Regions from separate parts of the Homo sapiens genome. Here region 2 is linked to region 1. A link is an interaction called in ENCODE POLR2A ChIA-PET data of the cell type or tissue named here. Cell type or tissue: HCT116. All regions are shown on one strand. Links, peaks and the distances in the headings refer to the core of each region. The heading gives the core; the rest is flanking DNA.

Region 1 (8,000 bases), core at 1-8,000:
AATGATGCGGACACACACCCCAGACACAGGCACGAAGGACCCACACATTCACATACACACGGGTGCAGGGGACTCAGACACAGATCCACAGATTCACCCCTGGGAGTCTGGAAGGTTGCAGGGACACACATACCGTGTGTGCAGAGCCAAGGAGCACACGGAGGCAAGAGCCGCAGAGGCGGGGGCCCGACACGCACAGACACACACAGATACCCACCGACACACACGCAGGTAGGGTAGGGCGGGAGCCTCTAATCCTCCACAAAGCCGGGCCCCTCCGCGGGGCCCCGCGGCGCAGGGGGCCACTTCTGACCAAGCCTCCCGCAGGTTCCAAATCCGATCCGCCCTTTCGCCTCCAGCGAGGTCAGGGGACCCGCCCCCCATGCCCTCCGCCCCCGCCCGGCTCCGCGCCGCTGCCTCGCTCCGGGAGGGGCCGGGGCCGCCCCGCAGCGGATCGCGGGGGGTCAGCCCGCCGCTACCCCGGGCCGCAACCGCCCCCCTGCTCCCCGGTGAGCCGCGCGTCGGTGGGGACCACGGGCCGCAGACAGCCGGTCCGACGCTGTGGCCTCTCGCACCGGACGCGGGTGCCAGGCCCGGCTGGCGCGGAAGTCGGCAGCTCCATCTCGCCAGCTTTCGCGTCCCGTTGCCGAGGTCCACTTTGCCCAGGCTGGCTAGAGCACTGTCCTTGATCCGCGCGTCCCAGCGACCCCTGGCCGGGCACCCGACCCGCCAAAGGACCCCGATCTTGGCAGCCAACCTAATTTCTTCAGAGCCGCTACCCTGGGGCCACCACTCCCTCCTAGCGCCCCTCACTGCAAACCCTAGGAGGCCCGGGTCTTGCCCACTGCTCCTGCCCCTGCCCGGGGACCCCTTTTCCAGCCTTAGTTGTCCTCTAAACTCTCGGTCGCCTGAACCCAGGCCTGACCTTCCTTGTCGTCCCAGTGTCCCCCATTCTCGATCCCGGGGCCCCAACCTCCCATCGGCTCAGTCCCCCGCCCAATCTCTGCCAGGCCCGGAGCTTTCCCAGACCCCTCACCCACACTCCAGGCTCACTCCCCGTTCCTGGGCCTGGGCCCCCCTTGCACGAGTCCAGGGCCAGCCGTCCTCGCCTTCTGCCCGCCCCCGTCCTTCGTTCCTGGGAGCCGGCCCTCTCCGCGGACCAAGCGGCCCCGAGCAGGCGCCGCCGCCCGGGGGACTCCGACTCAGCCCCCGCGACCTACCTCGGCCGACAGTCGGGGGTTCCCAAGCGGCCACTCCCGGCCGGCGCCGTCCCCTGGCGGAGCCGCCGCGCTCCCTGCCGTCCGCGCAGTCTGGCCTCGCTCGGGGCCACTCCTCGTAGCGCTGGAGCTTTACAAAATATTAATAATAAAGAAGGCAGAGGAGAAAAAAGAAAGCCTTCGCTCCCCAACTCCCAAATCAATTTTTCAAGGGGGTGGAGCAGAGGGATTTGTTTCGAAGACGATCAAAACTTCTGCGAGGGGCCCGCGGGGCGGCCGGGCCGGGGAGCCGGGGCCTGAGCTCGGGGCCAGGCGCGGCGCGGGGCGCGGGCCAGGGGCGCGGAGCCCCGGGGCGCGCGGGGGGGCGGGACGGCACTATTTGACGTGGAGCCGGCGGCGCATCCCGGCGCAGGGATACCGGCCGCGGGGTTCAAATGTCAGGAAGTTTCGGGAGGTGAGGCGGCCCGTATCCCTCCGCCGCCAGCCCCAGCTCTAAACCCGGCGGCTCAGCGGGCGCACCATGGCACTGGAGTAGCGCGGGGAGCGCGCCCGGAGCCCCGCGGCCCGCTGCGCCCCGCCCGGGACCCCGCTGCGCCGCGCGCCCCCCCCGCGGCCCGCGGGGCCGCCCCTGCACCCCCACCCCCTCCCCCGCCTGCCGCCGCCGCCACCGCCACCGCCGCCGCCGCCTCCTCCCCGCGGCTCCGTCTGCAGCAGCCGCCGCCGCCGGGTTCCGGGACTGACAAGCAGGTGACAGAGGAGCCGGCGCGCGTGGCTGCAAGTGTCCGGGAGAGCGCGGCGCGGGCTGCAGCCGCCCCGGCCCGCCCGCACGACGCCGGGGCCCGGGGCCAGCGCGTCGCCGCTCCACGATCGCCGGGGGCCGGCGCAACCCCTGCCCTGCGGGGGCCGCGCCTCCCCGGTTCCAGGGCCGCGGCGGCGGAGAGCGGGTGGACGGGCCGGCGGGCGAGCAGCCCGGCCGGCGGGGTCCGCAGCGCGCCCCGCGTCCCATGGATATAGCAACAGGTCCCGAGTCGCTGGAGAGGTGCTTCCCTCGCGGGCAGACGGACTGCGCCAAGATGTTGGACGGCATCAAGATGGAGGAGCACGCCCTGCGCCCCGGGCCCGCCACTCTGGGGGTGCTGCTGGGTGAGTGCGGGGTCGGAACGCCCGAGTGGTCTCGGGCGTGGGATGGGGCGTCGTCCGGCTGTGGACACGGGCGTTGGGGCCAACGGATAAAGGAAATGGGTTTGCAGGACATGGGGAGGAGGCAGAGACAGGACTCCTGGAGTGATCGCCAGAGGGCCGCAAGTACGCCTCCGGCAGGCGTCCTGAGGGGACAGGACAGCTCCAGTCGCCACCCACCATCCTTTCCAGGCTTAGGTTCTAGAGCTGCCACTCCGATGTGGTAGGTGGCGGGTGGCAGGGGTGATGGAGGACCTAGCAATCACCTTGGCGAGCTTGGGAGAGGCGCAAGGTCACCTGGGGTGGGGGAGATTCTAAGAGAAAAACGTCTCCCTGGTCACTCAAACCACAGATTTTGGGGAGATCGGGGATAGAAGACCACGAACGCCACCGTGGGGCGTGTCAGCCAGCGAGCGCCCCAGCCTCACCTCGCCTGTCTTGGTCCCAGCCGGCCACCCTGCGCCGTGCTCGTTGTCATTTGTCTTAACACGGAGCGCGGATTCTCCGGAGAAGGGGAGAGCACAGCGCCGAGCCAAGGCTCGAGGCCCGCGGCCTCTCCACGCCGGAGCCCGAGGACTGGGACGGACTAGCCGGGGCCGCCCGGCCCCTGGCGCGGCGGTCCGGGGAGCGCAGGCGGCAGGCGGTGATCCCGGGCGGCCCGAGCCCTCGGGGCCGAGGGCTGTGGGCCCGGTGCGACCGGGACGCCGGGGCTGGGCCGGGCGGCGCTGACGGCCGGGCTTTCGCCCTGTGCGCTACAGGCTCCGACTGCCCGCATCCCGCCGTCTGCGAGGGCTGCCAGCGGCCCATCTCCGACCGCTTCCTGATGCGAGTCAACGAGTCGTCCTGGCACGAGGAGTGTTTGCAGTGCGCGGCGTGTCAGCAAGCCCTCACCACCAGCTGCTACTTCCGGGATCGGAAACTGTACTGCAAACAAGACTACCAACAGTAAGCGCTTCTCGTCCTCCTTCCCCGCCACCGCCCGGCACTCGAGCCCGGTCAGCCCCCTGCCGGGCCCGGCCCGCGCCCGCTCTGCCGCCGGCTCTGTGCGCGGCTGGGCCGGGCAGCTCCAAGGGTTCCGAGAGCTGCGCGTCTTGGGGCTGGGGCGGACCAGCCCAGCCCAGCGGGCACTGATGGGGTCCTGGGAGCCTCCGGACGGCCCCCAGTTGCCATCCGTTGTCCCGGAATCCTGCGCTGGGCCGGCCGAGGGATTTGGTGCCTGGGTCCTGGGATATAGGGTCTGGCGCTACGGAGGCCTGAATTGGGAACCCAAAATTGATTTCCAAAGGAAAATAATGTTTTAGGGAGCCAGGCCTGGCGGACTGCTTCAAGGGCCTGGTGTGTGGGGGTTTGGGATTCCTGGAGCCTGGAGCCAGGAGCCAGGAGGTGGAGTGCTGGGACACTGAACGGCCTGAGCGGCAAGGGAGGCCCCCTTTCTGCCAGGCTCACTGCTGCACTTTTAGTCCCTGATGGAGAGAAAAGAATGTCCATATTCCCCAAACCGTTCCATGCGGGAATTTTGCACTTGCAGTTTTCTTTGGTTGGAGAAGCACTCTAGGAAGAGGATCTCAAAAGGTGGCAAGTTACAATTTGGGGCTCCCAATGGGAGTGAGGAGCTGACTGAGTCAGCCCTTCCCACAAGGCCTCCTTTCTGGTAGTGTGTATTGAGGAGGGAGATGGCCCGCTCTGCCCTGGTATAACCCAAACCTCAGGGCTGAGGCCAGAGATGTGGGTTGAGCCCTTCTTGCTAACTAGTTTTTAGCTGAGACTGGATTTGTATGGCCGGGGTTGGGGACAGACAACAGGACATGCAGGCTTTTTCTTTTGACCTCCTGGGTTTTCTGCCTGGCACTGCAATTGGGAGGGAGGCAGTGAGGAGCCACAACTGAAAGAGGGGTGTGGAGATCCCCAAAGCTCTGTTGCAGACACAGCGGGTGCCTGCGAAAACTTTAGTGATGCCAGAAAACCGTCCTGGATGAGGCTGCAGAGCGGGTAGGCTGCTTAGGTGGTTTGGTGCTCAGAGAGGGCTGTGTATGCCCAAGCCTCCAGGGAAGGAAAAGCTGGGCTGCCGGCGCCTCGTGGTGAGTGCAACCTACCTGTTCTGCCCAGGGATTGTCCCCAGTCCAGGGCCTAGTGGAAAGCAGCGCAGCCCAACTGTTTAACTGAGGCCTGGAAACAGTGCAGGCCAGAGCCCTAGAGAGGGCATCGGATTCTACCCCAAAAGGCTCTGGCTGTGCCTGGTGGTCTGGGGGCTGAGCCTGAGCTGCTTTTTGCACCTAGCTCTTTCTTCCGGCTGAGGGATCTTTGGGTAGGGATTGGAGTCCATTCAGAGGTTCAGCTGTTTTGCTGGTCCCAGAGTGCAGCTGAGGCCTTCCTCTCAGTAGGAAGCACCCCAGATTTAGGCACACTGCCGTAGGTCGGCTTTGTGCTGTGCTCTGAACTAATATGATTCTAGTTCCGGGAGAGGGAGACGCCAGTCCGTTCAGTCACAGCCCAAGCATAGAGCAGCACAAATTGAATGGGGAAAATAGTTTGGGGTAGATGTGGCTGTGGGCTCTGGGCTGGCTAGAGGAGCCCCTCTGTAGGGTGCACCAGCCTCTAGCCCCCTCCCCACCACGCCCTGCACCCCTGGCCTCACTCTGCTTGCCTGATCCCGAGCTCTGGCAGTGCCACTTACACCCAGCTCAGCCACCAGCCTTTACGACAACACATGGGGGAAGGGGGCCCAGGAAACTAAAACCGGCCTCCAAATCATTTGCACAGCTTAAAAAAAAGAAAAAAACTTGTTAATATATTGAAAAGACTTATGAATCGCGTGTACATATTCTGCCCTCCCCCCACTCCCCATAATTATTTACGGAGCTTCTCTTTAAAAAAAAAAAGGAAAGGATAACCCCTGGTTCTTCAGGCACAGAATGGTAAAGTCACGAAATTTCAGCTGGATGTTGCCTTAGAGATGAGCGGCTCACCCCCTCATCTTACAAAACAATTAAACGTTAAGCATTTGCTACTGCTTTGTCCAAAGTATATTTGTTTTAAAAAGAAAAGGAAAGAGTCACCTAACAGCCAGCTTCTTCAGTGCAGTCCGGTGTGTTGAGAATGATTTTTGGCACAGGGCGAATCTCAGGTCCGAAGACCTCACTCAGTCTGGATCCTGTGGGGCTGAAGCCTGGGGTGGGGAGTGCATTATTCTAGCTGTGGACAGTTCATTCCTCCACCCTCATTCTATTTTTTCCAATAACGCCAATTAGGTATCTGCGTTAGGCCGGCCGGCAGGATGTGCTGGGGGTGGGGGGTGGGGGGTGGGGTGATTGTTATCAGGACAAATAGCCAGTGAGTCGTTTCACAGGGAGATGGAGCGCCGCTCCAGGCAGGCAGCAGCCACTGGAAAGGGATGTTCTTTGCACAATAAAAATTTTTTTATTCACATTTCTTTTTTTCTTTGAGAATTGCAGATGCATATTTATTTCATCTGTGCGTAAATGCTTTTCAGACAGGAATCCAAGCAAGCGGGCGCAGAAACGTGCCTTCTTGATATTGTCGAGTCTGTGCGTCAGCGGTATTGAGAAATTAACAATCCCCCCACCAAACACAACTTCTGAAAAATGTGTCCTCACCCCTGGCTGAGTTGCAGGGCTCCGTCCTTAAAAAGAGGTTGCCATTTTTAGTAAATGTCTCTTCTTCCTTTCGATTTGTTCTCAAAGATCCCAGACACCCAGAAGTGCCAAGTTGTCTTACGCACCACGGGGGTGATTAATTGACACTGGGGCACATTGAGCCGAATTTGATAAAAATCCTCTTGTACATCCTTGGCGGGCAGAGCAGAGCGCCGGCCGTGGAGTTTGGGCATTTTCACTCTTAACTCCAAAAGTCTCCTTTTTCCCCATGTGTGAGTTTTGGGGGCTCCTTCAAAAAAAAGAAAAAGCAGCCTTTTCGGACAGAAAACCAGTTAGGAAACGGAGAGGAAACGCAGCCTCCCCCAAATCAGAACACCTCTCACCGTCCTCCACCGGAGAACAAATGAAAAATAAGGCACTTTCCCCCCTCCCATGTTTTTATCTTGGCGGCTTGGCCGAATAGAATTATGTAACTCTCTTTTCTTGCCGTCTGTCGCTCGTCTGGAAAGGGTTTTTATCCTGAAGAGGTGGAGAATTCCTGGAGGAGGCTCCGGAAGGGGGGAGGGTCGGTGGGAGAGTCCAAAAATCTGTCACAAAATGGAGTCTAATCGCTTGTAAGACAGCTCCCAGGTTTGGCGACCCGAGACCCGCTGGGGTGCAAGCGGGCGCCTTTGTGCACGGCGAGACGCGGGGTTCCGGCCCGGGCCGCGCTCCTACCTCGGCGGCGGGGCCGCGGCGTCCTTCCGCCCGCAGGGCCTGCCCGGGCGGCCGAGCCTCTCGGCGACACAGACTTCAGGGCTCCGCCGGGCCCGCTGGGGGCCCTTTGGGCTCGCCTGTCCAGGTAGGATGTGCCTACGTTGGCAGCAGGGGAGCATCGAGGCTTTGATTGAGTTTCACAGAAAGCCCTCTTGAGTCCTGGGGTGAGTTTTTAAAAAATTTCCCCCAGCTGGCTGTGGCTCCAGTGGCCCAACCGCTCTGCCCTGCGCATTCCTTTCCTTGGAAGTGTTTACCCCGGGAAAGACCTTCTTGGGAGGCTCACCTCTCCCCCCACACTCCCCATCCAGCTCCCGCGTTCGGGTGTGGCCCAGGGGGAGAGCAGTCAGGCTCCGGCCTTCTCTGGCTACTTCTTCTGCCAGCCTGGAAGGCCTCCCATAGGCCCTCCTGCAGGGTGCCAGTCTCAAGCAGCACCCCTTCCCCAGTGTGTACCCCAACCAGCGAGCCCCCCTGCCCCAACCATCAAACTCATTCAGGGCTGCAGAGCGCCTGTCCTGGAAACTGCTTGGGAGGAGGAGCCAGGACTTTGCCTTACAAAAAGGCTTCTATGGTGCTGTCTCTGGGGGCTGAGGCCCAAAGGGCTCACCCTGGCAGCCCAAGTCTGGGGACCCTCTGGCCCTTTGGAGGGTACCTCTCCATTTAACCCCGGCACCTTGGCTGTGTGCAAGACGGTAAGCACAGGCCTTCCTGAGGCTGCAGTCCCCTGCTGCTGAACGGAGGCATTATTCACAGTGACTCCTGGCTCACCCTCGACTCCCCGGGCGCTGGGCTGGTGTGGCCTTATTTGTTTGCCCTATTTTTCTTGAGTGGGGGAAGCAGGCTGGGAGGATCTCCTCTGGGGTATGTGATTGGTGACTGTCAGCTCTTTCCTGCCCTGTCCATTGGAGCCAGGCTTAGAGACCCACGGCCGTGGCACCTACCTGATCCTCCTCTGTGAAATGGGGACTTATTCTGCTGGGGGCAAGTATTCTTATAAGGACTTGAGATAAGGTGCCCCAAAGGACCTGGCATCTTGCCTGGCTTGTTATTAATACTCTGGAAGTTATTGCTGTTACTCTTCTCACCATGAGCATGGCAGGGAATACCTTGTCTCCAAGGACACACACCACACTGCCAACAGGTTCTCTACCCAGGTTCCATGGTACACAGGGTTTACCATGAGCCTCTCCATGCAGGGAGGATGAGGAGCACCCTGGGGAAGCCATTGCCTTTCCCT
Region 2 (9,151 bases), core at 1-8,000, 300 kb after region 1:
AGCAGTGTATAAGGGTTCCATTCTCTCTCTCTCTTTTTTTTTTTTTTTTTGAGAGGGAGTTTCACTCTTGTCCTCCAGACTGGAGTGCAATGGCGCCATCTCAGCTCACTGCAACCTCCACTTCCCAGGTTCGAGTGATTTTCTTGCCTCAGCTGGGATTATAGCCACTTGCCACCACACCCAGCTAATTTTTTTGTATTTTTAGTAGAGATGGGGTTTCACCATGTTGGCCAGGCTGGTCTTGAACTCCTGACCGCAGGTGATCCACCCACCTTGGGAGACAGGCGTGAGCCACCACGCCCAGCCAAGGGTTCTATTCTCTTCACCTTCTCATCAACACTTGTTATTGTCTATCTTATTTGTTGTAGCCATCCTAATGGGTGTGAAGTGGTATCTCATTGTGGTTTTGATTTGCATTTTCCTAATGGCTAATGATATTGAGCACTTTTTCATGTGCTTATTGACCACTGTGTATCTTCTTTGGAGAAATGTCTATTCAGATCCTTCTCTCTCTCTCTCTTTCTCAGACTGCACTTGGCTTTATTGCTTTAAGAAACCTATTATTTCTCGCTTATCACCATCTAAACTTTTCTGTCTTCTTTAACGTTGAACTCCCTTCTTCCTTGCTTCATTTTACTCCCATAGCACTTTTCTCTATCTAGCCTACTACTGTAAATATTGATTTTAATAGCTGCCTTACCCCACTAGAATGTCAACTCCACGAGGACAAGAATTTTTGTCTCTTTTATTCACTGCTGTTTTCTCAGCATTTACAGTAGCACTTGGCGCATAGCAGAGAACCATTAGATATTTGTAGAAAGAATGAATACATCCTTCTGGAAGCATCAAGAATCAATATTAAATGACCTTTCCTCATTTTAAAATTGGGTTTATAATAACTTCTAATATATCACAAAAGAATCTGTGTTCATTGAAAAAACTTAGAAAGTATGCATAAGCATAATAAAAGTATAGATGCCATTTAGCAAGCGTACATTGCACACACTTCTGTGCTTGCCCAAAGTCACACAGGTAAATATAATAGTAGCCAATGTTTATTGAGGTCCTGTTAGGTGCCAGGCACTCTTCCATGTATCATCTCATTAATTCCTGCCAACAGCCTGTCTAAAGAGGTTGCTACTTTTATCATTCTCATCTTTCAATAAAGAAACCGAGGCAGGTTGGGCGCGGTGGCTCAAGCCTGTAATCCCAGCACTTTGGGAGGCCAAGGTAGGCAGATCACCTGAGGTCAGGAGTTCGCGACCAACCTGGCTAACATGGTGAAAACCCATCTCTACTAAAATACAAAAATTAGCTGAGCATGGTGTGTCTGGCGTCTGTAATCCCAGCTACTTGGGAGGCTGAGGCAGGAGAATTGCTTGAACCTGGGAGACGGAGGTTGCAGTGAGCCAAGATCGTGCCACTGCACTCCAGCCTGGGCAACAGAGCAAGACTCCGTCTCAAAAAAAAAAAAAAAAAAAAAGAAAGAAACGGAGGCACATAGATATGCTAAGTAACTTGCTCACATGTACACAGCTTGCTGGTGGCAGAGCCAGGGCAGAACCATTGCACTACACTGTCTCTTGTTCTCTCTCTCTCTTCTTTTTTTTTTTTGGGACGAAGTCTCGCTCTGTCGCCCAGGCTGGAGTGCAGTGGTGCGATCTCAGCTCACTGCAAGCACCGCCTCCCAAGTTCACGCCGTTCTCCTGCCTCAGCCTCCCGAGTAGCTGGGACTACAGGCGTCCGCACCACGCCCGGCTAATTTTTTGTATTTTTAGTAGAGACAGGTTTTCACCATGTTAGCCAGGATGGTCTCTCTCTCTTTTTTGAGACAGGGTATCGCTCTGTCATCCAGGCTGGAGTGCAGTGGCGCCATCACTTGAGGCTCACTGCAGCCTTGACCTCCCGGGCTCAAGTGATACTCCCATCTCACTCTCCTGAGTAGCTGGGACTACAGTCTGCGCCACCACGCCTCGCTAATTTTTGTATTGTTATTAGAGACAGGGTCTGGCCATGTTGCCCAGGCTGGTCTCACACTTCTGAACTCAAGCAATCCTCCCGCTTTGGCTTCCCAAAGTGCTGGGATTACAGGCATGAGCCAACTCGCCAGGCTCTTGTTCTCTTTATGCAAAATAATTAAGCACCTTCTTCGATGATTACCGTTTTCTTAATACAAAATAGCAGAAACTTCTCCCAGAGGTCTTTTAAGACACAGGTGGTTTAACTTCTACTGACTCTATTTATATTCTTTTTTGTTTGTTTCTTTTTTCCTTTCATAAGCTTTGGGAAGCATAATAACCAATCATTCCATATTCATTCATATTACTGCAAAATTACTTTGAAGATTGTCAGAATGATGTTCTATTTGTCCAAGAATCTTTCGGAGTAGGGCAGGTCATAGTACCTCCTGTCTGTGGGAGGCAGAACGGAGTTTTGCTGTGGTTCCAGATTTCCAGGGATTCACAGACCTGGCTTCAATTGTCTTTGCAATTTATTATCCCTGCGACTCTAGCTAAATGACTTAACCTCTGTGCCCACCTCACCGTGCCTGGCACAGAGTAAAGATGTGGGAGCAGAGAGACAGGATCCGGGCTCATTCCCCAGCTTTGCTCCTGTGTGGTCTTGGGCAAGTCCCTTCACCTCGTTGGGCCTAACTCTGCCCAGCTGTAAAATGGATGAGACCGCCCCCCCCCCCGCCCCGCCAGGAACTCCGAGGTTTCTTCTGGCTCTGACGTTCTGGGCTCTGTGCCTACCTCCCAGCTGTGAAGAATGGGCACTAAGGCGATGTCTCGCTCACAAAACCATTTTTGTTGAAAACGATAAATCCCAGGTAGGGATTTACGGGGGATATCGGGTGAGGCCTGGACGGCCGTGTGGGGAATAAGATGCGCGGCTATTTCTAGGCAGGGGATGGGCGTGGCGGGCGGCGGGCCGGGTGTGCTGGCAGCGCAGCATCCCTGCGGGCGGGGAGGGCGTCTGCAGATGAGCTCGGAGGCCGAGGCCCGGGAGGACCGCGGATGCAGCGGCTGCGCACTGGTACGACCAGCCGGCCGATTTGCGTGTCTCCGCCCCTACAACGAGCTGGTTGGGGGGCTGTTCTGGTGCCGCGCGCCGATTGGATGAGAGGCCCGCCGCTCAGGCCCTGGAGCGGACGGTTCCTACTGCGGCTGGGCACCGGCTCCGCTCCCGCGTCTGCCCGCGCTCCAGCTGCGCCTGGCCCGGCCCCGGCCCGGCTCGGCGTGGCCCCGGCCTCCAAGCGAAGGCGCCGCTGCCGCTGGGCCGCTCCCAGGGCCATGAGGAAGCGGCGGCAGCCACTGCGGCCCGCGTCAAGGTGACCGGCCGGGACTGCGGCGGCGGGGAGAGCGGCGGTGAGAGGCGCGGCCGACGGGGCGGGGCGGGGCGGGGCGGGCCCTGAGGCCGGGCCTGAGGGAGCTGCAGGTGTGGGGGGCGGGACCCCGAGGGCCGCCGAAGCCGGGGAGGGGCCTCGGTGCGGGAGGCGGGGCCGGGGCCGTGCCTGCGGGTGCCCGGCGCCGGGGCCTGGCCGGGGTCCGGGGGTTCTGGGGTCCGGGGCCAGGGGCGCGCTGGTCCCCGGGAGCGTGAAGGACGGCGGGGAAGAGGCGCGGGCGCGGGGGGCGGGGCCGGGGGGGCAGTTGGGCGGGGCGCCGCGGCTGCAGGTGCGGGGGGCGGGGCCGGCGGGGCTGCCGTGGGCGGGGCTGTGGGGTGCGGCCCGCGCTGGACCCAAGGAAAGCACAGGTGCGGGGGGCGGGGCCCGGGGACCTGCAGCGGTGGGGGGCGGGGCCCGGGTGGCTGCGGTACGGAAGCAGGGCCCCAGGTGAGGAGCAGGCGAGGGTGAGTGGTCGCCCGAGAAGGAAAGGCCGCCCTCTCCGCTGCCCAGGGGTGCTTGGGTGGGAGCGGGGGCTTTGGGCTCCCTGAGGATTCTGGGGGCATCCGGGGCTGCCGCTAGAAGGGCCGTCCGGGCCTGCCTGTGCCTCTGCTGACTCGGGCTTGGAGCTCAGCTGCCCTGGTTACTGGCCGGTTGCCTCCCCTATGCTACGCCGCGCCCTAAGTGGGGCGCGCTGTTTTTCGCACCTCAGGGGCTTTCCTGTTGCTATTGAAGGGGCTTGCCAGGATGCGGGGGGCGGGGGGTTGGTTGTCATTGGATGATCGGTTGTTGAAAAATGTGTGTGCTTGAAGAGTAGTATGAGGCTTGGGAGGGGTCCTGGCTTGCTGGCCACTGGTACCAGAAGCTGCTGTAGATCTCAGCAGTGCGTCTCAAAAAGACTGAAATGGCAGCCTGTTAAGTGGGGAGAGCAGGGATGAGAATTCAGAAGCTTTTGACTATGCTACCTGGGAGAGTTTTTCACCTGTTTCCTCCGTTGCAAAATGAGCATGTTAGTACCTGCCTGTGTGCCTCCCAGGGGCCTGGTGAGGATAGGATGAAACAGTGCCTACTGAGCAAATCGCTGGATAAAGTTATGAGTTTCCTTTTTCTTGTGCCGATGGGCAGGTTGGATTCAGGGACTGGAGAGTCTAAAGAAGAGAGGGTTTGTTTCTAGTTAAGAGGTGAGACTAGACCACTGTCTTTTCGCAGTTTGGGATGAGGTTTTGTTGGGAGTTCCCAAAAGACTCAGCCGTGTCTTGGATCGTGACTGCTTCTCTCTGCGAGGCCTCTGAGGGAGCTGCTGCAACGCAGGGAGCAGTGGCAAGTGGAAGCAGCAGAACATTTGTTTGCTGACCTTTAGACCCCAACCCCGGTGAGGACTCTGAGCTGGAACATAAAGCTCAGGCCTGAGGCTATGGAAGTCCCTCTGCCCCCATCCAAGTACAGACCCCGATTTTACCACATTCCAAGAGGGTCGGGCGCGGTGGCTCACGCTTGTAATCCCAGCACTTTGGGAGGCCAAGGCGGGTGGATCATTTGAGGTCAGGAGTCCGAGACCAGCCTGGCCAACATGGTGAAACCCCCTCTCTACTAAAAAATACAAAAGTCAGCCGGGCATGGTGGCGGGCACCTGTAATCTCAGCTACTCAGGAGGCTGAGGCCGAGAATTGCTTGAACGTGGGAGGCGGAGGTTGCAGTGAGCCGAGATCGTGCCACTGCACTCCACCCTGGGCGATGGAGTGAGACTTTTCCATCTCAAAACACACAAAAATCCCCAAAAGAAGACCCCCAAAAGAAGGCAATGCCTGACTCCACTGTGTACCCACAGGGGCGGGGAGAAGGAAGCAGGATGACAGGGCTTTTTCTGAATTTCAGAAGAGTGTTGTATACCCATATATGTGACCTTTCAAAGCCCAGTGCCTCTGCTCACTGGTAGTTGACCAGTCCAAACTGTAATGCCTCCTACCTTCGTTGCATGGACAGAAGTGAAGGTAGGTGGAGCCTTCTCTACTAACCTGAATTTTTTTTTTTTCACTGTAGAAGCTGTGGGACTTTAGGGGCCAGGAACCATGGTGCTGGCCTCCCTCATTACCACTAGTTGGTGCAGTGGTGACCCAGTAGCATTGAGGGGATTAGGCCCTTACTGGTGCCTGTGCTTGTGTGGCAGGTCCCAGAGGATCTAGAAGCAGCATGTGAGAGTTCTCCCACTCTGTCTTGGCAGAAGCGGTGTTAATGGCTCTCAGAGACTGCTGCTGTCTGAGTGACCATCATGCTCTTTGGGTTAGAAGGAAAGCTCAAACTTGGTGGCAAAGAAGACCTAGAACATGTGTTGAATAATGAGGGGATTAGCAACATTCAGGGTGGAGAGAAATACTTCATTAATGAAAAATACTGCATGTGAGGCTCTGTGATATGGCCCACCTCTTGAAATGGATTTTCCTTTTCAGTATGGAGGGTAAGAGCTCAGACTTGGAAGTCAGTCAGGTCTGTTTGAAACTGCAGGCTGCCACCTCCTGCTGAGTGAACCAGCACTACTTCCTTAGCTTCACAGAGCTTTGGTTTCTTTATTTGTAAAGCAAGGATAACCATGCCCACCTTGTGAGGTTGTTATGAAGAATAAATGAGACGGGAGGGGAGAAGGCACCTGATCCACCTGGTTAGGGTCCTGTTCTGTCTCTCACTGCCTGCCCATCTTTCAACACAAGCTACTCAGAACAGCATGTAACATGCAAGGAGAGCAGGACAGGGAATTCTGAGGCCTCTATTTTTTATGTAACCTTGAACAAATCCCTTCCTGTCTCCAGACCTTGGGTTTCTTAGCTGAGTGAGGAGGGTGTTAGACTATGTGATCACCAAGAGTCCTTCGAGCTCTAGCCTTCTGGTTAGCATGCCGTCATCTTTTCTTCAAAGGCAGGAGGGAGGAAACTAATGACCTCTTGTTTAGTTCTTCTTTTAAAAATATCTGTCTAGCACCTTGCCTGGCCATAGTAGGTGCTCACCGAATGCTTGTTGAAAGAACAGATGAAGGACTTTGACTGGAAAGAAGGTGTGGCAAGTTGTCCCTGCTACTTTTATGCATATGGTTTCTGTACCCTTAACATACATTTTATTTATTGCACAAAAATATTGTAACATTAGTAAAATTAGTGAACTTCAACATAAAAGACAAAAGTTGTTGCATGGTTTCATTTCATCACACATTAAATTCATTCAATTTTTGTTCGTAAACATACATAATTCTTCATGGTTGCAATCGTACGTATGTAAGCATTTGGGAAAGGCCCAGTAATAAATGGTTTCTTTGAATATCGTTTAAAACTTTTTTTAAGAGACAGGGTCTCCCTCTGTTAGCCAGATTGGAGTGCAGTGGCACAGTCACGGCTCACTGCAGCCTTGACCTCCCAGGCTCAAATGATCCTCCCACCGTAGCCTCCCAAGTACTGCGCCACAACACCTGGCTAATTTTTAAATTTTTTGTAGAGATGGGAGTCTCACTATGTTGCCCAGGCTGGTCTCGAACTCCTGGGCTCAAGTGATCCCCGCATCGGCCTCCCAAAGTGCTGAGATTACAGGCATGAGCCACCACGTCTAGCAAGTATAGTTTTTATTTTATATTTTGAGGAAGTAAAAAAAAAATCACACATGGATTTTTTTTTTTTTTTTGAGACAGAGTTTCACTCTTGTTGCCCAGGCTGGAGTGCAATGGCGCGATCTTGGCTCACAGCAACCTCCGCCTCCCGGGTTCAAGCCATTCTCCTGCCTCAGCCTCCAGAGTAGCTGGGATTACAGGCATGCCCCACCACGCCTGGCTAATTTTGTATTTTTAGTAGAGGGGGTTTCTCCATGTTGGTCAGGCTGGTCTTGAACTGCAGACCTCAGGTGATCCGCCTGCCTCGGCCTCCCAAAGTGCTGGGATTATAGGCGTGAGCCACCGCACCGGGCCCACACATGGATTTTTTTTAAGGCTAGTGAGGGAATAAGTTGTAAGTGTCTTTCTTGCCTCAAGTTGACAGTTCCTAGTCCTTTTCCCTAGAGGCAGCCACTGTTACCAGTTTCTTGTTTATTATATATTCTTTCTCTTACACAAAGAATAGCATTTTATACATACTCATTGGTGCTTCATGTATCCACTTGATTTACTTTGGACATTGTTCTAGCATTGGAAAATGTGTCAGTTAGTATATACAGTTCCTTCTTAATAAATGTTTTTGACTGATATAAGCATAATTTTGTACCTCCACCCCCCACACCCCAATGATGTTTACTCAGTATTGGTTAGCAGTCATTGTTTAGAAGACTAACAAGAGACATCCTTTGTCCTAGGAAAAAAAGTGGCCTTGGTCCCAGTGAACAGTAGATTAAAGGGCAATCCATGTATCTGGATGCAAGGCGGAGTACAGAAAGAGAAAGGAAAAGAGATTTGTTCACTGGTAATTGAGAACTGATTTTCCATTCAGGCCTTGATTCAAAGTCCAGCTCTGTCACTTACTGGCTGTGTGACTTGGAACAATTTATCTAATCTTTTTGCATCTTAGTTTCCATATCTGTAAAATAGATAATGATAATAGGATCTGTCTTTGGGGGTTTTTGTGCGGAGGAAGGGAGATCATGCTATGCAAAGTACATACAGCAATAGCAGGTCATAGTAGGTGCTTAAGAAGGATGAGCTGCTATGTTATTAATAATCTGAAATAGATTCTATTCTTTGTGAGCAGATATTTACTGGACAATTAAGGGTGAGCCATGGAGAATACCTAAAGTCCTTGCCTTTGAGGTGCTCACATGCTGTGTGTGGAGATCGGCGCACAAGCCATTGATTACCAAACAGTATAGTGGGCCAGGTCGTGGGAGGCGAGCATTGTGTGAGATCACAGAGGCAGGGAACAGTGACTTCTCCCTGGGGTGGTTTGGAATGCCTCCTCAGCTCAAATTTTCCCTCCTTTGTGAAACCTACTTAATTTTTCCAGGCACCCTCCTATTTGTACTCCCTTGACTTTCATTCTGTGTGTACCTGGATCAGAGCACACATCATGTTATTGCATGTGTGACTTTTTGCCTGTGTCTCTACTCTGCACAGGGAAAGTCTCCTGCTTTCTTTGCTGCTGGGTCTCCAGAGCTTGACACAGGGTAGGCTCTTGTTGAATAGTGTGATGGACCTGTGCTTAGACAAATCATACTACTAAGTGGTGGCAAATTCTTATTTATACGTCACCAGGTCTCTGGTGAAACCCATTCTCTGGACTCTACTTCTTCACTCCCCAAATATTTGAGTGCTGACTCTGAGACAGGCATGTGCTGTGCTATATGCTAGGTGTAGGCTTTGGGTATGGCTGATGATACTTGTCCTAAAAAATCTTAGGGATGGGGAAGAAGGAAATATTTGTTGCAGATGCTGAAAGTCAAGATGAGGAAGCAGAAAAATGGACAAGTCTGGAATGAGCTGCTCATGCTTGCTGAAACTCACCTCTCCTTTCCACAGAAGTATGGCTGCTCTCCCTTGCCTTGGGCTGGAGTTGTGGAGGTGCAGGCCAAAGGAGCTGAGTAGGTGGCTCATAGATTTTAACTCGGGGGAAGAGTTGGTTGGATTGGCTTCTGTGAGGAGTGTTTCTGGGCCTCCTTTCGTGGCAGAGAATACACTTGACTTTCTTCAGGTGGGCATTCATTAACCTGCCTTGCTGGGCTCTTGCTTTGGGCTCAACCTTGTAATGGATGCTGGACACATGCAGATGAAGCTTTGTCCCTGCCCTTTGGGATCTCACAGTCAGTGGA

Evidence for each region. Peaks named below come from ENCODE experiments on the same cell type or tissue, not always from the same donor. Only the 100,000 strongest peaks of a DNase experiment are listed, where the experiment ranks them.
Region 2: POLR2A ChIA-PET joins it to region 1 with 10 read pairs; 2 of 35 experiments call an interaction of 5 or more read pairs at or near these places.

Annotation. Positions count from the first base shown.
Region 1 is chr9:126,612,229-126,620,228 of GRCh38, forward strand. It overlaps LMX1B (LIM homeobox transcription factor 1 beta), which reads left to right and starts at 1,700. Exons shown (of 8, transcript NM_001174147.2): 1 at 1,700-2,360; 2 at 3,155-3,341. The coding sequence starts at 2,222. It overlaps LMX1B-DT (LMX1B divergent transcript), which reads right to left and starts at 1,571. Exons shown (of 2, transcript NR_184148.1): 1 at 1,221-1,571. RefSeq lists enhancers at 628-1,596, 1,852-2,433, 2,434-3,013, 3,594-4,173. In HCT116, for the core only: no CTCF peak of the experiment used is centred there; a DNase peak (open chromatin) is centred at 1,683; H3K4me3 peaks cover 1,734 bases; H3K27ac peaks cover 1,515 bases.
Region 2 is chr9:126,911,645-126,920,795 of GRCh38, forward strand. It overlaps RALGPS1 (Ral GEF with PH domain and SH3 binding motif 1), which reads left to right and starts at 3,138. Exons shown (of 19, transcript NM_014636.3): 1 at 3,138-3,331. RefSeq lists a silencer at 3,110-3,539 and enhancers at 4,030-4,099, 5,393-5,442. In HCT116, for the core only: CTCF peaks have their summits at 5,458 and 5,666; DNase peaks (open chromatin) are centred at 3,077, 3,417, 3,727 and 5,457; H3K4me3 peaks cover 1,721 bases; H3K27ac peaks cover 341 bases.